Regions from separate parts of the Homo sapiens genome. Here region 2 is linked to region 1. Evidence: chromatin contacts called from ENCODE Hi-C or POLR2A ChIA-PET data. All regions are on one chromosome and are shown on one strand. Each heading gives the region's core, a stretch centred on a gene start or an enhancer-like site at or near the end of the contact. The rest is flanking DNA. Distances are from core to core; before and after follow the strand shown. Region 1 holds the start of CFAP263 (cilia and flagella associated protein 263). Region 2 has its middle 4.4 kb from the start of KIFC3.

What was found. Hi-C counts contacts between places; a loop is a spot of excess contacts on that map. ChIA-PET counts read pairs that join two places held with the same protein, here RNA polymerase II (POLR2A). Pooled maps may share reads with other maps.
Region 2: a pooled map shows a loop between it and region 1 (6-fold over the local background). The contact joins the enhancer-like site here to the promoter of CFAP263 in region 1. A Hi-C loop is called at or near these places in 1 of 37 single-sample maps with no recorded cell type and 6 of 50 pooled maps. POLR2A ChIA-PET finds 5 or more read pairs at or near these places in 2 of 52 experiments (PC-9 and activated CD4-positive, alpha-beta T cell).

The regions. Positions count from the first base shown.
Region 1 is chr16:58,247,082-58,251,883 of GRCh38, reverse strand. CFAP263 (cilia and flagella associated protein 263) reads right to left here and starts at 1,948. Exons shown (of 9, transcript NM_014157.4): 1 at 1,769-1,948. The coding sequence starts at 1,869. It overlaps LOC105371293 (a long non-coding RNA gene), which reads left to right and starts at 2,025. Exons shown (of 4, transcript XR_933630.2): 1 at 2,025-2,217; 2 at 2,480-2,791. RefSeq lists a silencer at 1,638-2,117.
Region 2 is chr16:57,804,283-57,809,467 of GRCh38, reverse strand. It overlaps a transcript of KIFC3 not described here. Among named protein-coding and RNA genes, the nearest start is that of KIFC3, 4.4 kb to the right of the region's middle. Within about 2 kb of position 1,742, at least 5 of the 41 ENCODE cell types and tissues checked have a DNase peak (open chromatin) inside an H3K27ac peak, as active enhancers do; they include PC-9, where a contact is called at or near this core.

The sequences.
Region 1 (4,802 bases), core at 699-3,198:
TAACTTCTTAACTTCTCATACGTGTGTATGTGTGTGTGTGTTACACACACATATGTATGTATATGTATATGAGAGAGAGAACAGCTTTGATGTTTTCATGTGTTATTAATCTATTAGGTTGGTACAAAAGTAATTGCAGTTTTTGCTATTACTTTTAATAATTCCTGTTTGGCTGAATTTTAAGACTAGTGGGGCCAGGTGTGGTGGCTCACACCTGTAATCCCAGCACTTTGGGAAGCCGAGGCAGGTGGATCACCTGAGGTCAGGAGTTCGAGACCAGCCTGATCAACATTGTGAAACCCCATCTCTACTAAAAGTACAAGAATTAGCTGGGTGTGGTGGCAGGTGCCTGTAATCCCAGCTATTCAGGGGTCTGAGGCAGGAGAATCACTTGAACCTGGGAAGCAGAGGTTGCAGTGAGCCGAGATCATGCCATTGTACTTCAGCCTGGGCGACAGAGCGAGTGAGATTCCGTATCAAAAACAAAACAAAACAAAACAAACTAGTGGAAAAAGCTGAATGGAAAACACAATCTATCAAAGTAGCTTGCTTTTTCAGCATAGAGCATGCTCCAGGTGTATGTAGTCTGTGGAGTCACACCTGAGTTTGAATCCCAGCACTACCACTGACTGTGTGAACTTAGGGAAGTGACTTCACCTCTGCGTCTTTGTTTCCTTACCCACTTCCTAGGGTTGCAGTGTCATCATATAAGATCATATATGTAAATGCATGGTACATAGAAACACTCAAAAATGAGAGCTGTTAGTAATAATACCTCAGTTCTGACCTAAAGTATTTGTAGATGTATAGAAGTAACATCTATTCAGCTGCTAGAGCTAGGATATTCTGTGCAAGACCAGTAAGTTGTACAACTAATCTTAACTACATCATGGAATCTTTATATCCAATTTACTTGCTATAGTAGAATATATAAAGCAGACTGCAAAATAAAATAAAACAAAATAAACGCAGACTATCGGGCCATTCTTTACTGTCCATCTCCATGCTTATATCCAGGTTCAGGCACACATTGCCTCATACTAAAACCATCTCAATAGCTTGCTTTCTATTCTGCTGCCGTGTTAGTTTTATCATATAATTTTTTTTTTTTTTTTTTTTGAGACTTAGTCCCTCTCTGTTGCCCAGGCTGGGGTGCAGTGGCACAATCTCGGCTCACTGCAACCTCCGCCTCCCAAGTTCAAGTGATTCTCCTGCCTCAGCCTCCAGAGTAGATGGGATTACAGGCACGCGCCACCACGCCTGGCTAATTTTTGTATCTTTAGTAGATACGGGGTTTCACCATGTTGGCCAGGCTGGTCTCGAACTCCTGACCTCAAGCGATCCGTCCGCCTCGGCCTCCTAAAGTGCTGAGATTACAGGCGTGAGCCACCGCGCCCAGCCTTATCATAGAATCTTAGCATCAGAAAAGGGCTTAGAAGTCACCTGGTCCAAATTGCTGCTGTAGAATTGTGGATCGGCTAAGCACACCGTCTGGCATGAGAGAGACTCCTCCGGCTGAAACCCTCACTTCCCCAATTACCCTCTGGGCTTCTCACCACCGGCCCCATCCCCTCGCCCTACCACCCCGTTCTAGCTCCACCAACAGCTTGTTGGCTCAGTGGTGGTGGAGTAAGGAGTAAAGAGGAAAAGTCTCCCCAGTGCTCAGTGAGGGCTTGGATCTTCTCCATGCTGGTCCCCAAGTCCGAGGCCGCCCGGAGAGGAGGGCCTAGGAGGAAGAGGGGCGGCCCCCAGGCGCGGGCGGCGGTACCTGAGCTCCTCCACCAGCCCGCACAGCTGGATAACAGGCAGCTCCAGCTCCGACCCTTCATGGGAGTCGGAGAGGACGCTCTCGGACTCATCATCAGTCATCACTCTGCCGAAGCGGCCCCTGCCAATGCCGTGTGCCCAGGAGCTCCGGGTGCCGGCGGCCACGCGTCACTCCGGCTGCGACGCGGTGGCGCGTTGCCCGGGCGACCGGACGCGAGGAAAGGGGTGGGGCTTCCGGTGGCCCCTCCCCGCGCTGCCCCGCCTGTCTCCGTGCGGACCCAGCCAGGTTGCTGGCTTTGAGCGCACACCTAAGCGCGTTCAGTTTCACTTCTTTAACAATAACTCTTAAATTGATAGTAATAATAGCAGCTGCTGTTTCTCAGCCCTTACTGTGTCCTTGGCAGCGTGTTAAGCATAGTTTATGAAAACCTTCGCCACAACCTTGTAATGGTATCTATCAATCTCTCCATTCTCCCAATAAGGAAACTGGGGCCTAGAAAATTAACACGATTTATCATAGTGTCCTTCTTCCCCTGTCCCACTGGGAGGCCCCTGCTCTGTTCACCACCTGGTGCTTCCTACATGCTAACAGCAGCTCCTCTCAGATATTAACATCCTGCATTTCTGGAAGGAAAAAAACGTGGCTGATAAAAATGGGTATACATTCAAGAGACATCCCTAAATAGTTACTGAATATCTACTGTGTCCTTAGTATCCTAGGGGGAATGTCTGGAAAAGACCATTCTGATCTTCAAGGAGCTTCCAATTAAATGAGTGAAACAGCCTCTAAACAAGCCGCTGGAACCTGGGGTGATGACAGCAACATCATGCGTCACACTGTGCATCGTAGTCATCTCCTTAAATCCTCAAAACAATCTGGTACAGTTGGTATTATTGCCGTCATCTTACAGATCAGAAAACCAAGGAATGGAGTAGCTTAGGTTCCATTCCACTCAAGAATGGAATCAAGCTCCGGTGGAACCCAAAGTCCATGCTGTTAACTTCTACGCTGATGTGGGACATGGTAAGGATCAGGGAGGCAACACAGGAGCTCTCTCTCTGCTCCCCATGGGGATGAAAGAGGACAGAGGGCAGGACGGGGAGACTTCTCCTAGGGAGGGTGAACTCTGGATGTGCTTAGAAAGCAAGCTGTGATGAAGTGCTTGGGGAGCGGGTCAGCCCCCTTCCCCTGCAAGGGGCATGCATTAGCATTGACAGGCACTCCCTGGATCTGAGGGAGGGTTTTTGTTTTGCTGCTCAGGGTGCACAAGGTTGGGGCCAGAATAGAATCACTGGAGATGACAGCAGAGAGCTGGAGCCCTACCACCTTCTCTCTGGTGGTAGGCCTCTTTAGGTTCTAGGGACAATGCAGACCACATTTAGCAATACTTAATATGTCCATATACAAGGTGACACAAATGGATGCTATCCCCAGGTGACATAAATAGATGCCAGCTCCAAGTGAACCCAGAGCAAGAATGGGCTCTGTAGCAATTCGAGGCTATGATGCAAACAGCCCTGCCAACTGGGCTGTGTGATACAACAGACTCTATGGCATTGGGGGTGTCAGTGGTGAAAAAAGATGCAGCAGGAATCTTAAAGCAAGACCCAGCAGGAGAATCACAATAAAGGACCCAGGATTCTGAAACAAGACCATACAATCCACAGCAGAGAATTACGTGTCTTTTGAGAAATAACTCCTGGCCTGTTACTATACCCTGGTAGAGACAGAACGCTGGATATATGGGGTACCAAGTGACCATGCATCCAGTCCTGCCCTCTACCAGCTGAGTTATTAAGCAGGACAGGCCCAGCCTCAGTCCATTGCAAATGGAAATGGTTAATCCAGCATTGGGCTCCAGCAGGACCAGAAAGCATGAGTAAGCTGCATGAGCAGGTAGCCCAGACCAACATGGCACCCACCACATTTGCACCAGGATCCCTCCCCCAGCTCAAATTTATCACTATATTTGCAGGGGCTTGGGGAGTTCATGACCACCTGGAAGAGAAGGCAAAGGCTTGAGCTCAGTTTACAGATGGGCTGGCTTGGAAGCCAAAAATGGACAGTGGCTGCATTACAACCACTTCACGAAAGGTAGTGAAAGACAGTAGAGAGGGAAAGCTTCCCAACTGGCAGAGTTGTGAGTGGTGGTGTGGCTGGTCATCTATTTTGTGTGGAGAGAGAAATGGCCCCAGGGGACACATCTAATTGGAAACTCTGTTCTTTTTTTTTTTTGGAAGGGAGAGTTTATTTTTACTTTTTTGAGACAGGATCACACTCTGCTGCCCAGGCTGGAGTGCGGTGCAGTGGCACGATCATAGATCAATGCAGCCTTGAATTCCTGGGCTCAATCAATCTTCCTACCTCACCTTCCAGAGTTGCTGGGACTACAGATGCATGCCACCATGCCTGGCTAATTTTTTTTTTTCTTTCTCTCTCTGTTTTTTGTTTTGTTTTGTTTTTTGTTTTTTGTTTTTCTGTAGAAATGGGGGTCTCGCTATGTTGCCCATGTTAGTCTGGAACTCTACCCTTCAGCGCTCCTCCTGCCTTAGCCTCTCAAAGTGTTGGGATCACAGGCATTAGCCACTGTACCTGGCCTAATTGGCATCATGGACTCAAAGACTCCCGATCAGGCTGGCTGGAACTTTGTTAGCGCCGTGCTTTGATCTGGGATGCCTGCTCCCTGGCCCTCACTCCGTCCTCTCCCAGATGTCATCACAGTGGGAGGCTGTCCTTGTCTACTCCAGCTTCCTCTCCTTTGTCCATCACAGACGATTTCCCCAAGAAAGAGATCTCTTCATGTCTAATTTTATCTTGGTTTGGAGGACTCAAACCAACACAAAGAATAAATTTCAATCTTAAAGATATTATTCTAATTTGGTAACATATTACATGTATGAACTAAAGTTTGCATTTGCCAAACAAAAATATTGTTTGGATCACCTTGCTGGTCAAGCTGCTTTACATGTTTTAAAAATTGTGGTTAAAAAATACATAACATGGCCGGGCGCAGTGGCTCACACCTCTAAATCCT
Region 2 (5,185 bases), core at 493-2,992, 440 kb after region 1:
TAGTTTTTTGCTGGGTGCAGTGGCTCACAGCTGTAGTTCCAGTACACGGGAGGCTGAGGTGGGAGGACTGCTTCAACTCAGGAGTTTAAGGCTGCAGTGAGCTCTGATCATGCCACCTCACTCCAGCCTGGGTGAGAGAGCGAGACCCCAACTCTAAATAAGTGAATAAATGAAATACTTTTCAGCCATTTTTATTGAGTGCTAGGTGCGCCCCAGACACTGGAACCTCCATTCTGAATGTGACCTTGGCTTTATCCTATGATGTCTGCACTTCAGAAAAATGTAGGCATTAGCAGGAAAAAGTGACATGGAAAATGCTTATTATAATAATTAAAAAAAATTTAGAGATGGGAGTCTTGCTATGTTGGCCAGGCTGACCAACTCCTGGGCTTAAGCGATCCTCCCACCTCTGCCTTCCAAGAAGCTGGGACTACAGGCATGAGCCACCACACCCAGCACTTACATGATTCAAAGTAAGAAAAGGCAGAGTAAAAAATTCTATCCGGTCTTTGCCTCCCACTATAACTGCAGCTTGTGTTTGCAGAAATGCCAATTGTGTGCCAGATGCTGGGCTGAGGGTGCTATGTGCTTGCTCCAATTTACATCTCACCATAACTCAATGGGTTAGACACTAGCCCTACTCTCATTTTCACAGGAGGAAACTGAGGCACAGCAGAAGTGACTGAGCCAGTGAATGAGCTCAAACCCAGGTCTGCCTGGCCTCAGAACCACCTTTAGCCATCTCTCTATACTGTCTCTCCTTAACACAGAAATGACATCAGCTCAAGGTCAGATACTGGAAAGAAAAATCTGGGCCAATGACAATAAGTGAAGGGTGGTGGGATTTGGTGTTTTAGTTTTTGTGTTTTTCCTCTCTCTCTTGGTTTCTATTAGATTTGTGCAGAAAAAAAAAAATTTTAAGTTCAAAAACAAAAACTGCCACCTAGAATTTGCAGCAGGTGGGGAGAAGTGAATGAGGAAGTGGGGAAAAATGCGAAGGATGTTAATAACGCATGTGCTGGTTTAGAACCCGGAGCTATAACAATTTAGGAGCAAGGAGAGAAGCGGCAGAACACTTAGCAAGGAGGAGCCCGGCGGCTTCTGGAGGATGGTGGGAGGATCCTCGGGCTGAGAGGCGGGCCGGGGGCGGGGCTTATTTGGCCCGTGCTACTCTCAGGGCGGTTATTGCTAAATCTTTTTATTACCTGGTGCTTACGTCCATTATCTCCTCAATGTTTGCATTCCTCTCATTTTTTTAAGACTACAGGAAATGATAAAAGGGGAAAAAAAACCTCACAAAGCCTCCGTTTGCTTTTAGCCTTGGAGTGCTAGGAGGGAGGGAATCTCCGCCAAATTCCTCCTTGAGTCATAAGGCTTTAGGTTCCCCTAAACTGAGAGTTAGGGGAGAACTGTCGAGTTCAGTCTTTTTGGCCAATGCAGAAAGGCAGCCACCATTTGGATTTTAAAGCAAGGTGGTTTCCTTTTTATTTTCTAGTCCTCTTAGAAGGTTTTTTTTTTTTTTTTTTTTTTTTTTTTTTAAGACAGGATCTTGCTCTGTTGCCCAGGCTGGAGTACAGTGACACGATCATAGCTTACTGCAGCCTCAAACTCCTGGGCCCACGCCATCCTCCCGCCTCAGCCTCCTGAGTAGCTGGGACCACAGGCCTGTGCCACCGCGCCTGGCTTGTTGTTTTGTAGAGACAGGGTCTCAATATGTTGTTCAGGCTGGTCTAGAACTCCTGGCCTCAAGCGATCCTCCTGTCTCATGAGCCACTGTGCCTGGCCGGCAAGGTGATTTTCTTGGGGGAAAGATTGCCTTGGTTCTCTGAAAATGGGAGAACTGTTTTCCCCTGTTAATACAGCTTCTAGAAAGGAAGGGACACAGGGAGCAGGAAGGTGAGAGGGAGAGAAAAGAGTGAGAAAAGTACCATTAGTTTAAATATCACTTGAACACCTAATGCTTGCTGAGCTGGGTCTAGAGCAGACAAGGATGACAGGAATTTACAGTCCAGTCAAGGGACATCCAAGACCACCACCTCTCCATGCCCACTGAGGAGCCTGGCTTCCTGAGAGCTTGCAGCTGTGAGCCTTGTGCCAGACCCCCTGAGGTGCTCAGGGTGAGTCATGTGCCCAAGACCTGCAGTTGGTGACATGCAAAGCTGGAAACCAAATTCATGCTTATGGGGCTGGGTGCAGTGCCAGGCTCTTCACCTCCAAGAGCTCTTCCACGGGGTTTTTTTTTTTCTTTTTTTAGACAAAGTCTTGCTCTGTTGCCCAGGCTGGAGTGCAGTGGCATGATCTTTGCTCACTGCAACCTCCACCTCCTGGGTTCAAGCAATTCTCCTGCCTCAGCCTCCTAAGTAGCTGGGATTACAGGCGCCCACCAGCACATCGGGTAATTTTTGTATTTTTAATAGAGATGGGGTTTAGCCATGTTGGCCAGGCTGGTCTCGAACTGCTGACCTCAGGTGATTGCCCGCCTCAGCCTCCCAAAGTGCTGGGATTACAGGCGTGAGCCACCACGTCCAGCCTCCTCCGTAGTTCTTTCTGCGGTGCTCATGATGAATGATTTCAGAGGGATTGGAAGATTGGAAGATGTGGATTCAAAAAAGCAGCTAATTGGGTCAGGATTACTTAATATGCGGCTCACTCCAGAATGAGTTTCTCCAACTTCAATAAATGTTCTGTTACCCAGAAGCATGAGAGGACACACTTTTCACAGCTGCAGGGCACTCCTTCCTGACCACATGGAAATAATTGCTAAGGAGCCTTCTCTTACTTCCTTTTGGTAGAAATTATCATTACTTTACATGGGAAGAAAGTCTGTTTGGGTACATTTCACGCACCTGTTCTTCCCTTCTGAATTCTATGGGATCTATGGATTTATTCAATGAACATGTCTGTGATACCAGGCCCTGAGCTGGGGTCAGCTGAGGATTTCCCTGTGATCAAGTAACGAAAGGGTCCTGTCCTGAAGGAGCAGATGGTATACACAGGAACGCCATCATGATCCAGGGTCGGGGATGCTGCAGGGGGTGAGTTGAGCCCGCCTGCTGGTGCCTGGGAGGGTCAAAGAAGGTGACCTCTAAACTTGAAGGAGGGACAAGCAGGTATGGAATTGGCCAGGTAAGGGTTAGTGGAGGCAGATGAGAATGGGGTGAAGGAGAGGGGCTTTCCAGGCAGGGAGGACAACATTTGCAAAGGCTCGGAGAAGACTTGATCTGAGGTTAAATCATTTAAAATGGGAAAATCATGTAAATCTTATCTGTGCTTTACTCTGGGTTGCTATGAGAATCAGATTAAACACAATCTGACTTTTCATTCCCCTTCTTTCCTTCCCTTTGGGGAGCAGAACTCTCAGGCTCTTGGCCACTTCTCTGACGAATGCCTGAGCAGTAAAGGGTTTCAGGCCCTCTGAACACAAAGATGGGTCAGGTGTGGTGGCTCATGCTTGTAATCCCAGCACTTTGGGAGGTTGAGGCGGGCAGATCACCTCAGGTCAGGAGTTCGCAAGCAGCCTGGCCAACGTGGCAAAACCCCGTCTCTACTAAAAATACAAAAATTAGGAGTTTGAAAGCAGCCTGGCCAACATGGCAAAACACCGTCTCTACTAAAAATACAAAAATTAGCTGGGCGTGGTGGCGCATGCCTGTAATCCCAGCCACTTGGGAGGCTGAGGCAGGAGAATTGCTTGAACCCAGGAGGCAGAGATTTCAGTGAGCCGAGATTGCGCCACTGCACTCCAGCCTGGGCAACAGAGTGAGACTCTGTCTCAAAAAAAAAAAAAAAAAAAAGTCTATGGGCATACCACCGTGAACACACCTGATCTTGTCTGAACACAAAGATGGCGCTGCTAGTCCCTGCCTGGGGATGGGGTGGATGTGGGCGTGGAATTGCAGTGTTCTGGACACTGTCTTCTGTCTGGCCCTCCCTGAGACAGCTGTGCCTCTGCCAGAGTTCGGCAGGAAGGGTCAAGGCTAAGGCTGAACCCAAGAGTCCTCCCTCAAGGGTTTAGGACTTCAGTGTTGGAATGGCCAGGTTTCAGCAAAACTTGCACCTTTCCCGGGGCCAGGAGAGTTGGCAGCCTCCTATGCAAATCATCAGCGAAGTTTCTGGGTTAGAAATGACCTTGGAGTTGGTACGTAGTTCCTGATGACATTGTACATTCTTAAATTCCAACAACTGGGATGGGCATGGTATGGTGGCTCATGCAAATAATCCCAGCACTTTGGGAGGCTGAAGCAGGATGATCGCTTGAGGCTAAGATTCTGAGACCAACCAGGGCGACAGAGCTAGACCCCGACTCCACACAATATTCTTTTTAAAAAACTGAGTCATGCTGGGCACGGTGGCTCATGCCTGCAATCCCAACATTTTGGGAGGCCGAGGCAGGGGGATCACTTGAGGTCAGGAGTTCGAAACCAGCCTGTCCAACATGGTGAAACCCTGTCTCTACCAAAAATATAAAAAATTAGCTGGGTGTGGTGGTGTGCGCCTGTAATCCCACTGCACTCCAGCTTGGGTGACAGAGCGAGCCCCCGTCTCAAAAAAAAAAAAAAAAATTGAGTCAGGCACAGTGATTCACATCTTCACATCTGTAATCCCAGGACTTTGGAAAGCCAAGGTAGAAGGATCCCTTGAGCCCAGGAGTTTGAGACCAGCCTGGGCAACATAGTGAGACACCCCCATCTCTACTTAAAAAAAAAAAAAATTAGCTAGGCACACTGGTGTGTGCCTGTAGTCCCAGCTACTCAGGAGGCTCAGGTGGGAGGATCACTTGATCCCAGGAGTTCGGGGCTATAGTGAGCTATGATTGCATCACTGCACTCCAGCCTGGGCAACAGATCAAGATCTTGTCTCAAAAATGCAACAACCATGAAACAAGTAGTTTTTACGTTTCAAATCGGAGTTTTGCTAGAATTCCAAAAATACAACCTCCTTACACTTCAATTTCCTTTTTCCTTCGCTGGTGCTTTGATCTTAATAAGTTGTTATACCCATATGCATCTGATAGTACTGTGTGAGTACCTATTGGAGTCATAGCTCTATCACACACTGCATTTGTGAACAAACTTTCTGAGGCTCAGTTTCCTTTCCTGAAACACGGGTGTCCTGAAACAGTACTGGTGTTCATAGGGTGTTCAGGGTTAAATGGGATTTTGTTTATAAAGAGCTTAGTGCTGTG